Linked DNA regions of Homo sapiens: region 1 is linked to region 2. Evidence: read pairs that join two places in POLR2A ChIA-PET (ENCODE). Cell type or tissue: Caco-2. All regions are shown on one strand. Each heading gives the region's core, and the rest is flanking DNA. Links, peaks and the distances in the headings are about the cores only. Region 1 overlaps ST13 (ST13 Hsp70 interacting protein). Region 2 has its middle 50 kb from the start of RBX1.

Region 1 (5,378 bases), core at 171-5,170, 160 kb before region 2:
TGCATAAATTCTAAAATCAGAACTAGATTAAATTTACAAAGGCACATGAACAGAGAGTTCAGAAAAAAGTGAGAAAACAAAAACATGATTAGGTGATAGCCTCATTTTCCTTTTGTTACATATTGCCGAGACAGTAAATTTTAAAATGGGCTGGGCACAGTGCCTCACACCTGTAATCCTAGCACTTTCAGATGCTGAGCTTGGGAGGCCTGCTTGAGGGCAGGAGTTCAAGACGAGCCTGGGCAACAGGATGAAACCCTATCTCTACCAAAAAAAAAAAAAAGAGATAATAATTAGCCAGGCATGGTGGCAGGCACCTGTATTGCCAGCTACTCAGGAAGATTGCTTGAGCCTACAAAACTTGAGGCTGCAGTGAGCCATGACCATGCCACTGCACTCCAAACTGAGTGGCAGAGTAAGACTCTGTCTCTTAAAATTTAGGTGGTAGGGAAATTAGCAAAAGTTTCGTGCGATGAAAAGGAATGGTACAGAAGAGCAATGGCTGGGAACAACTGATAGGTATGAATTAAAAGTTGAAATATGTGAAGAAAAGCTTTCCAGAGAAACAGTATAGCATAAATAAAAAAAAAAAAAAAATTCTAGAACAGTAAAGTCTGACTGGAGAAAACAAGATTGGAGAAGTAAAATACAGGATCTTAGTCTGGCAGGTCTATAATCCTCTGATGAAGATCTTAAATATATATGCAAAAGTTAATCACAGGTTACAAGCAAGAGTAGAATAAAAAACAGCTCTAAGAATAACCTAGGGAAAGTAAACAGAAAGCAATAAAGGAATAAATTTTTCAGGAAGGTAAACTATTAAGGCAACTGCAGTATAAAACAGTATAAACATGTTTTAAGGAGCTAAATTAATCAGGTGGTAGAATCACAAAATGTTTAAAATATATACTAACTCGGAACATCAATACTGAACTCATTCTAAAAATAACTTCAATCATCTTCTAAATCTAATAATGAAGTCCAAATGCACATGAGCACTATACAATAGCATCTAGTCAACTATGGCATTGTGACACACTATCACTGTTATAAAGAGTGAAATATTACTCAAGCAGCCACAGTACCCAAGTTTATACATGATTTGTTCTTACAAATTATAACCGATCAAACATTACACTTAATACTACCATGGGCCGGGCGCAGTGGTTCGCGTCTGCAATCCCAGCACTTTGGGAGGCAGAGGCGGGCACATCACTCGAGGTCAGGAATTTGAGACCAGCCTGGCCAACATAGTGAAACCCCGTCTCTACTAAAAATACAAAAATTAGCTGGAGATGGTAGCACACGCCTGTAATCCCAGCTACTAGGGAGGCTGAGGCAGGAGAATTGCTCGACTTGGGGTGGAGGTTGCAGAGAGCCGAGATCACGCCACTGCATTCCAGCCTGGACGACAAAGCACGACTCTGTCTCAAAAATAAAAAATAAAATAAAATACAACTGAAAAACAGAAAAAAGAAAAAAATAATAACCTATTGTTACCTTGGAGAGTTAAAAAAATAAATATATATAAAAAAAGAGGCTGGGCGCAGTGGTTCATGCCTGTTATCCCAGCACTTTGGGAGGCTGAGGCGGGCAGATCACGAGGTCAGGAGTTCAAGACCAGACTGGCCAGCATGGTGAAACCCCTTCTCTAATAAAAATACAAAAAATTAGCTGGGCATGGTGGTACGCGCTTGTAATCCCAGCTACTCGGGAGGCTGAGGCAGGAGGACTGCTTGAACCCGGGAGGCGGAGGTTGTAGTGAGCCGAGATCGCATCACTGCACTCCAGCCTGGGCAACAGAGTGAGAATCCGTCTCAAAAAAACCAACCAAACAAACAAACAAAAAACAAAACCGAATACTATCACCACTTTCTCACTCTGAGGGGATTTACTCAAGAGAATCTAACATGCTCTGACTAGGACGAAGATTGGTATGCCTATGAACATCATCTGTCAAGGGTATTAGTATGTAAAAAGTTAAGGGTCACTGTTCTACTACTACTTTTTTTTTTTTTTTTTAAAGCCTTTCACCTCTTTAAAGCCTCTTCTCAGCAGAAAAACACCACGATAGGGTCAGGAAATCAGAGACACTGAATCAAATAAGGATCTGTCCTTGCAGAGAGAAGTGATTTCAGCCTCTTTTATCAATGAGGAAGGGGTGACTGGATAATAGGACACTATCTTCTCCAGTATAGGACAGGTACATGTAACTTCTCTTCTACTTTACCACTATTTAAGTTACTGCAATAAATATTCTGACTACCATAGAAATGTAGCAAAAAGATTACTCACCATCATTTAGGGCTTCAATAGCAGCCACTTTTTTATCATTTGCCTGATCCATCATCTCCTCCGTTATCTAGGAAGAAAATAAAAATCATCTTAGAATTAGTAGAGAGAGAGAGAAGGAAGCAATTCATACTTTCTTAGGGATGAGGCGCAGTCACAATACCCATTTTCATTCATTCTTCTGTAGTCTCCAGAGAACAAAGAGACAATTATGATAACTCATTAGTGAGAAATTACATACGAGTTTTAACCTTTTATACTAAACAAATTTCACTCCTACACTCTGCCCGAGACATAACCTTTGCTTAACCTTCCGTCCCAACCAAAGCATACCAGCTCCTACCTAGCTATCCATAAATATTAAACCCAATCTCCTCACAAAAAGATAACTAGCTCCTTTTAGGTTTAAATCCTCAGAAGAGAAAGGTCTCATTCCTTTGTTCCCACAAACAACTATTGAGCACCTATGCTATATAGATAGACCAAACACTGTACAAGATGCTGACAGTATAAAGATTAGTTAAGAACAAAAACATGTGCATCTGGGCAACAGAGGGCGATCCCATCTCTCCAAAAAAAAGAAAAAAAAAAAAAAAAACAAGCTGGGCATGGTGGCACATGCATCTGGTCCCAGCTACTCAGGAGGCTGAGTTAGGAGGCTCGCTTGAGCTCAGGAAGTCAAGGCTGTAGTGAGTCTTGATTGTGTCACTGTACTCTAGCCTGGGTGACACAGAGCAAGACCATGTCTCACCCTACCCCTGCAAAAAAAGAACAAAGAGTTATAGCAAACATCCTCCTAAAATGGAAAGCTCTGGAGATCTTTAACCACAGGAAAAAAATATACAACTCATGCCTATAATCTCAGCACTTTGGGAGGCTGAGGCAGGTAGATCCCTTGAGCCCAGGAGTTCAAGACCAACCTGGGCAATATGGCGAAACTTCGTCTCTACAAAAAATAAAAAGAAAAAATAAATATTAAATATAAAAATAATGTTTTATTTAAAGACAGGGTCTACCTCTGTCACCCAAGCTCCGGTGCAGTGGTGCAATCACGGTTCACTGCAACCTCCATCTCCTGGGCTCAGCCTCCCCTCAAGTGTAGCTGGAACTACATGCTCGCAACCTACTAAATGTTTTGCTTTTTTTTTTTTATAGAGACGGGTTTTCATCATGCTGCCCAGGCTGGTCTAGAACTCTTGGACTCAAGTGAGTTGCCTGCCTCACTCTCCCAAAGTTCTGGGATTAGAAGCATAAGCCGCCACTCCTGGCTGCAATTTTATTTTGAAGGTAATGCAGGACACAGGATACAAAGTCTATATTCAGAGGAAGAGAATGTATGTGGTCTAACCAGACACCTTCCAAAATAAATCTGCAACTCCAAATGCTAATACCGGCAAGCATAATGGTATAAACCTGTCCTACAGAAACGGACAGTTGAGTAGTGAGATTAAAAGAACTTCCCCTGAAAATTCAGAGCCACAGCCAGCCTTTCATCTGGAATTCTGTATTACCAAAGTAATTGGAACAAACAAAAAAACACCATGCTGAGACTTTCAAGGGGTCCTTGAGTTGGTAGCACCAATTCAGAGACTTCATGGAAGCAATCACCTTCTTACCTAGGCCTCAAAATTTTTCTACAGGTGAAGTTCCAAAGAACACATTTTCAAAATATCACACACAACACACAAACACATCATAAAGTAAACAAGGTACCTTAATGAGCAAGAGCCATGAAAAATAAGAGTAAGACCAGCGAAGAGTTCAACAAGGAATTTAATGTGTTTAATAAAAGTAAATTCTGAAAATGAGTAAAGAGCAAAAGACTTACAAATAACCAAGTAGACTTCAAAAAGATTTGAAGTACCAAAATGAAAAACACAAGCATTCCAATTCAAACATCAATGGAACAGACAAAGCATAGACTGCTTTTCAGCAGAGAGTGATAAAGAAATGAAACTTAATAACAAAAGTCTAACATTACCAGGGATCCAGAATTAGAGCATAAAGTAAACAAGAAGGAGGCAATATTTAATAACAGCTGAAAATATTCTAGAGCTAAAGAAAGTTAACCCTAGAATTTGATGCTCACTGAATCCCAAGCAGGATAAATAAAAAATTATAAACCTAGACACATCATAAAAGAAGTAATACCATCAATAAACATAACATTTAACCTTTAAAGTTTCCTTTGACAAATGGTGACAGAAAGTACTTACATTTGTTCTTAACAAAAATGCACAAGACTTACGTCAGGTGCAGTGACTCATACCTGTAATCCCAGCACTCTGGAAGGCCAGGAGTTTGAGATTTTGTCTCTACTAAGAATTTTTAAAAATAAAAATAAAAAACTAGCTGGACATGGTGGTGCATGACTATAGTCCCAGCTGGTCAGGAGGCTGAGGTGGGAGGATCACTTGAGCCCAGGGCGTCAAGGGCGCAGTGAGCTATGATTGTACCACTACACTCCAGCCTGGATGGAAGAGTGAGACACTGTCTCAAAAAAACAAAGCACAAGACTTATGGGGAACACGTTAGTAAGTTATTAAAATATTTTAAAAACACCTAAAAATTGGGCAGATAACATTATTTATGGATAGTTTATCTCAATGGTGAGGAGATATATCTTTTCCCGAACTTGATTTAGATTTAACACAATTCTAACAAAGGGGAAAAAAACCAATGGAAGCGGGGAGACTTGATCAACCTATTTCTAAAATTTACTTGGAAAAACAAAAAGCCAAGAACAGCCAAAAGACTAAAAAGTTTTGGGGGTCCTTGTTCTACAAAATAACAAGACTTAGTATCAGACGATGTGGCATTAGTGAACAGAAAAAAAATAGACAAGCAGAACAATAAACTCCTGAAACAGACCCACAATATTCAGAAACAGTGTATTTTAGTTTTGGTGGGACCGGTAGATTAAAGGTGAAAGGTGAGTGTATAAAATGTTCAGAAGAGAAAAAGCAATGCACTACAGCAATTATAACCTCAAAGTAATAAAGCAGAAAATATCTGCATTAAAAGATACTATTTTTGAAACAACATGAAGAAAGATGAGTGAAGATGAGTCACAAACTAGCAGAAAA
Region 2 (5,378 bases), core at 224-5,223:
ATTTGTCTTATTTGTTGCATATATTATTGTTCAGTTTGTTGTCTTTTGACTATTATTTTTCCCTGGAAAATGTTAAAATTTTTACTGTGGTCAAAGTTGATAACTTCTGAGTTTTGAGTCATGCTTAAGTAAGCCCATCCCACTGCAAGATTATAAATTTTTTTAATCTGGTTACTTTTATGGTTTCATGTTTTAGACGTGTATCGTTGAGCCTTTGAAACTTATTTTAGTGTAAGTAATGTAGGAAGGATACAAAGGCATTGTTTCCAGATGGCTACTCAATATTCCAGAATGATTTATTGCATAAGCCATTCTTTCCTTTGTGTATTTGGGTGTGTTTCAGGACTTTGTATTCTATTAATGTTGTCTATTTGTGTTCCCCCAAAAAGTATTTTAATATAATAGTTGTGTTTTTGTTTTTGTTTTTGTTTTTGTTTTTTGAGATGGAGTTTCACTCTTGTTGCCCAGGCTGGAGTGCAATGGCGTGATCTCAGTTCACCACAACCTCTGCCTCCTTGGGTTCAAGTGATTCTCCTACCTCAGCCTCCCGAGTAGCTGGAATTACAGGCATGTGCCTCCACGCACGGCTACTTTTTTGTATTTTTAGTAGAGACAGGATTTCTCCATGTTGGTCAGGCTGGTCTCGAACTCCCGACCTCAGGTGATCCGCCCACCTTGGCCTCCCAAAGTGCTGGGATTACAGGCGTGAGCCACTGCACCAGGCCTAATTATAATGGTTTTATAATATATTTTAATATCTGGTTGGGCTTGTTCCTTTCTCTTTAACAATTTCCTTAGTTCTTTTGTTTTTGTTTGTTTTTGTTTTTCAAGACAGGGTCTCGTTCTGTTGCCTAGGCTGGAGTGCAGTGGCGTGATCGTGACTCACTGCAGCCTCTACCTCCCAGGCTCAAGCAATCCTCCCACCTCAGCCTCCCAAGTAGCTGGGACTACAGGCACGCACCACCATGCCTGGCTGATTTTTGTATTTTTTTTTTGTAGAGATGGCATCTCGCCATGTTGCCCAGGCTAGTCTTGAACTTCTGGGCTCAAGCGATCCATCTGCCTCAGCCTCCCTAAAGTGCAGAAATTACAGATGTGAGCCACCACACCCAGCTATGAATTCTCTTCGTCCTTAAAACCAGCTTTTCTGTTTCTTGGGGGGTCTCACAATTAATTTATAAATTAATTGAGAAATAATTGGCATCTTTATAATATTTATTTCCCTCCTTTTTTTTTACACAAAGTTAGCATACCATATAATCTATTCTGCTCCTTGCTTTTTTTCACTAAACAATATATTCCAGAGATCTTCCTTTCACACTTCATAGATTTTCCTTATTCTTTTGTATAGCTGCATAGTATTCCATTGGTAGATGTACCATACCCTGTTTAATTGGTCCCTTACAGATGAATACTTAGACTTTGAATCCTTTGCTGTTACCACCATTACTGTAATGAAATCTTGTGCATGACTCCTTTTGTGTGTACACACCAGGTTCGATCCTACCACAGGGACTTTGCCCTTTCCTCCCCACCACCCATATTCACATGGCTCACTCCCTCACTGCCTTCTTTCTCCAAGAGGCTCACCCAGCCTTCTCAATCTCCCTATCCTGTTAAATTTTTTTCGTATAGCAATCATCACCTTCAGACAGAGTATATATAATTTACTCTTTGATTATGTTTATTGTCTGTTTCCTACCACCAGATTGCAAGGGTTTTTGTTGCTGTTTTGTTTTGGTTTTGTCCAACTTGTTCACTGATTTGTATTCCTGGCACCAGAAAGGTAACTGATACTAAAATAATAATTGCTGAAGGGCCAGGTTTGGTGGCTCATGCCTGTAATCCCAGGACTTTGGGAGGCCAAGCCCAGGAGTTCAAGACTAGCCTAGGCAACATAGCGAGACTCCATCTCTATTAAAAAAAAAGAGAGAGAGAGAGAGAAAGAAAATTTTTAAAAAGAAGCAAATATAAGCATAGCATTTAGCAGAACACAGACTAAAAAAAAAACTGTTGAATTAATATACAAATATATTTGTAAGATAAATTCCTAGAATGGGATTGCTGGGTCAAAATGTAGGTCTTCCATTTTATTTCAAATTAATCTTCTTTTTTTTTTTTTTTTTTTGAGATAGGTTTTCTCTCTGTCCCCCAGGCTGGAGTCCAGTGGCACAATCACAGCTCACTGCAGCCTCGACCTCCTGGGCTCAAGCAATCCTCCCACCTCAGCTTCCTGGATAGCTGGGTAGGTGGCATGCGCCACCACACCCGACTAATATTTTGTATTTTTTTGTAGATGCGGGCTTTCGCCATGTTGCCCAGGCTGGTCTCTAACTCCTGAGCTCAAGCGATCTGCCTGCCTTGGCCTCCCAAAGTGCTGGAATTACGGGTGTGAGCCACTGCGCCTGGCCAGGCTTTCTCATTTATTTGTGTAATAATCACAGTCCTTTTAGGGTTCTTTGTAGCTATGGTTATTTTCTCATTTCATTTCTAATTTTGTTAGAAATGGTCTTAAGAAGGTATTTTCAATATTTCAAGAAGTCCAAATTCTACAGGCTTGCTTGCACTAACTAGCAAAATAAAATGCTCCAAGATTTCCTGCTTTGAGCTAAAATGCTATTAGCTCAGTGGGGTAATGGTGGTGATCTCCTGCTGATATGAAGCTCTGACAGTAGCTTGAAAATTGTTGATGTGTAAAGAGTGGAGTTACAGCTTAGTTACCACTTAAAGGCAGGTATTCTCAATAGACAAGTTTTCTAAAACATGGATCTGTGGTGAAGGTGGTGGTATTGGGGCAAACAAAGGGGTCCTTGGTCAATAACAATGGCCAATAACCGTAAAGCTGTGTTAGGAAATCTCTTCTAGCCTTTGCTGCTTTGTGTTAACCCTTGTCAGCTTGGACAGAAGAGCCATAACCTGTTTAGCAAGAAACAGGTCCACTGTTTTTGTCCTGGATTGCCTGCAGCTGTTATTTCTAAAAGTTCTAAAAGTTCAGTTACCATGACAACTATGTGAAAGCCCCAGAACATCTATCAACTTTGAACAGAGTGAATCTGGATGGAGGTGCGGCAGAGTGGGAAGAGCAAGGTGTGACTCATTCATTCATTAAATGCCTCTTTTTTTTTTTTTTTTTTTTCTTCTGAGATAGGGCTTGGCTTTGTAGCCCAGGCTAGAGTGCAGTGGTGTAATCAAGGCTCACTGCAGCCTCAACCTCCTGGGCTCAAGCCATCCTCCCACCTCAATCTCCCGATACTTTTTTTTTTTTTGAGATGGAGTCTCGCTCTGTCACCCAGGCTGGAGTGCAGTGGTGTGATCTCGGCTCACTGCAACCTCCGCCCCCTAGGTTCAAGCGATTCTCCTGCCTCAGCCTCCCGAGTAGCTGGGATTACAGGCGCGCTGTAATTTTTGTATTTTTAGTAGAGACGGGGTTTCACCATCTTGGCCAGGCTGGTCTTGAACTCCTGACCTCATGATCCACCCGCCTCGGCCTCCCAAAGTGCTGGGATCACAGGCATGAGCCACAGCATCCGGCAAATCTCCCGATATTAAATGAGTTTTGAACACTCCTCAGTATCAGGCACTGGGGATACATAGATGAGCATGGCAGATAAGGGCTCAGGAAGAACTGTAGATTGTTGAAGAGTCAGGTTTTGTTTTGTTTTGTTTGTTTGTTTTTTGAGATGGAGTCTCGCTTTGTCACCCAGGCTAGAATGCAGTGGCGCAATCTCGGCTCACTGCAACCTCCGCCCCCAGGGTTCAAGCTATTCTCCTGCCTCAGCCTCCTGAGTAGCTGGGATTACAGGCACACGCCACCACGCCAGGCTGATTTTTGTATATTTAGTAGTGACAGATTTTCACCATGTTGGCCAGGCTGGTCTCGAATGCCTGACCTCGTGATCCACCCGCCTCAGCCTCCCAAAGTGCTGGAATTACAGGTGTGAGCCACCACGCCCAGCTGTAGGCCTATATTTTAATAGTATCTCTGCCTTTTAGTAGCTTGGTGATATCGGCCACTCACTAAGCTTCTCTGAATCTCATGAGCAGAATGGGGTTACTAACACCTCCTTTGCAGGGTGAGGCTCTGGATTTAGGGCACGTGCTATAGAAATGTTAGTTTCCTTCCTCCTAACCCTGGCTCAGCCATTTACTGGCTCTGTGGCCTGGGAGAAGGTCTTTACCTTCTTGGAGCTTCTGTTTCCTCATAGGTATCTCTAAAGTCGCTTCTACACCTGGGAGCCTTGGGCCCTGATGGGTTAAATATGGAAGCTCTGAGAAGCCAGGTTGGCTGCTCCAGCTCCTTCCTTCCCAACCAAAACAAACCCGGAAGTACAGGTTCTTTCTGATGACAGCAACCCCCAGCCACAGGTTTTCCAGGGCTGGGCTAATTTCAGACGAGAATCCCGTGCTTGTCAGACCAGATTTCCTGCTTTGGGACTTGGGAAATCCAGTTGCCTTAAACTGACCTTTCTCTGGGCCACTCTTCTTGTACCAGGTGGAGAACCTGTAGCAAAAAAAAAAAAACTGGTCACAGTCCGTAGACCCACGGCCTCGTAGAGAACGGCAGTGGGAGTCACGACATCGTGCTGGGTCCCAGGGACCTGGTGTTAAGTTCTCCATGGAGCTTTCTGTTTTTCTTTCTTTCTTTTTATAATTGAGGTGAAATTCACATAACAGAAAGTTAATCATTTTTAAGTGTACAGTGGCCAGGTATGGTAGCTCAAACCTGTAATACCAGCACTTTGGGAGGCTGAGTGGAGAGGATCGCTTGAGCTCGGGGTGAGACCCCATCACTATTGTTTTTTTTTTTTTTTTTTTTTTTTTTGAGATGGAGTCTCGCTCTGTTGCCCAGGCTGGAGTGCAATGGCGCAATCTCAGTTCAGTGCAGCCTCCACCTCCCAGGTTCAAGTGATTCTCCTACCTCAGCCTCCCAAGTAGCTAGGACTATAGGACTACAGGAGCCCGCTACAACACCCAGCTAATTTTTGTATTTTTAGTAAAGTAAGGGTTTCATCATGTTGGCTAGGCTGGTCTCAAACTCCTGACCTCAGGTGATCCACCCGCCCCGGCCTCCTAAAGTGCTGGGATTACAGGCGTGAGCCACTGTGCCCCGCCCTCCATCACTATTAAAATAAATAAATAAATAAATAAAAGTGTACAGTTCAGAATCAGTATATTCACAGTATACCCCATACTCATTAAGCACTCACTCTTCATTCCCCCGTCGCTACCCCCAGGCAACCACAAATCTGCTTTCTGTCTCTATGGATTTCCCTATTCTGGACACTTCATGTGAATGGGATCACAAAATATGTGACCTTTTGTGATGCGTCATTCACTTAGCATAATGGTATTTTGTTTTTTGTGAGACAGGGTCTCAT

Evidence for each region. Peaks named below come from ENCODE experiments on the same cell type or tissue, not always from the same donor. Only the 100,000 strongest peaks of a DNase experiment are listed, where the experiment ranks them.
Region 1: POLR2A ChIA-PET joins it to region 2 with 9 read pairs; 2 of 35 experiments call an interaction of 5 or more read pairs at or near these places.

What each region holds. Positions count from the first base shown.
Region 1 is chr22:40,838,331-40,843,708 of GRCh38, forward strand. ST13 (ST13 Hsp70 interacting protein) reads right to left here. Exons shown (of 12, transcript NM_003932.5): 5 at 2,296-2,362. Among named protein-coding and RNA genes, the nearest start is that of ST13, 16 kb to the right of the region's middle. In Caco-2, for the core only: no CTCF peak of the experiment used is centred there; no DNase peak of the experiment used is centred there.
Region 2 is chr22:40,998,880-41,004,257 of GRCh38, forward strand. No RefSeq gene overlaps it. Among named protein-coding and RNA genes, the nearest start is that of RBX1, 50 kb to the left of the region's middle. In Caco-2, for the core only: no CTCF peak of the experiment used is centred there; DNase peaks (open chromatin) are centred at 3,012 and 4,372; H3K4me3 peaks cover 348 bases.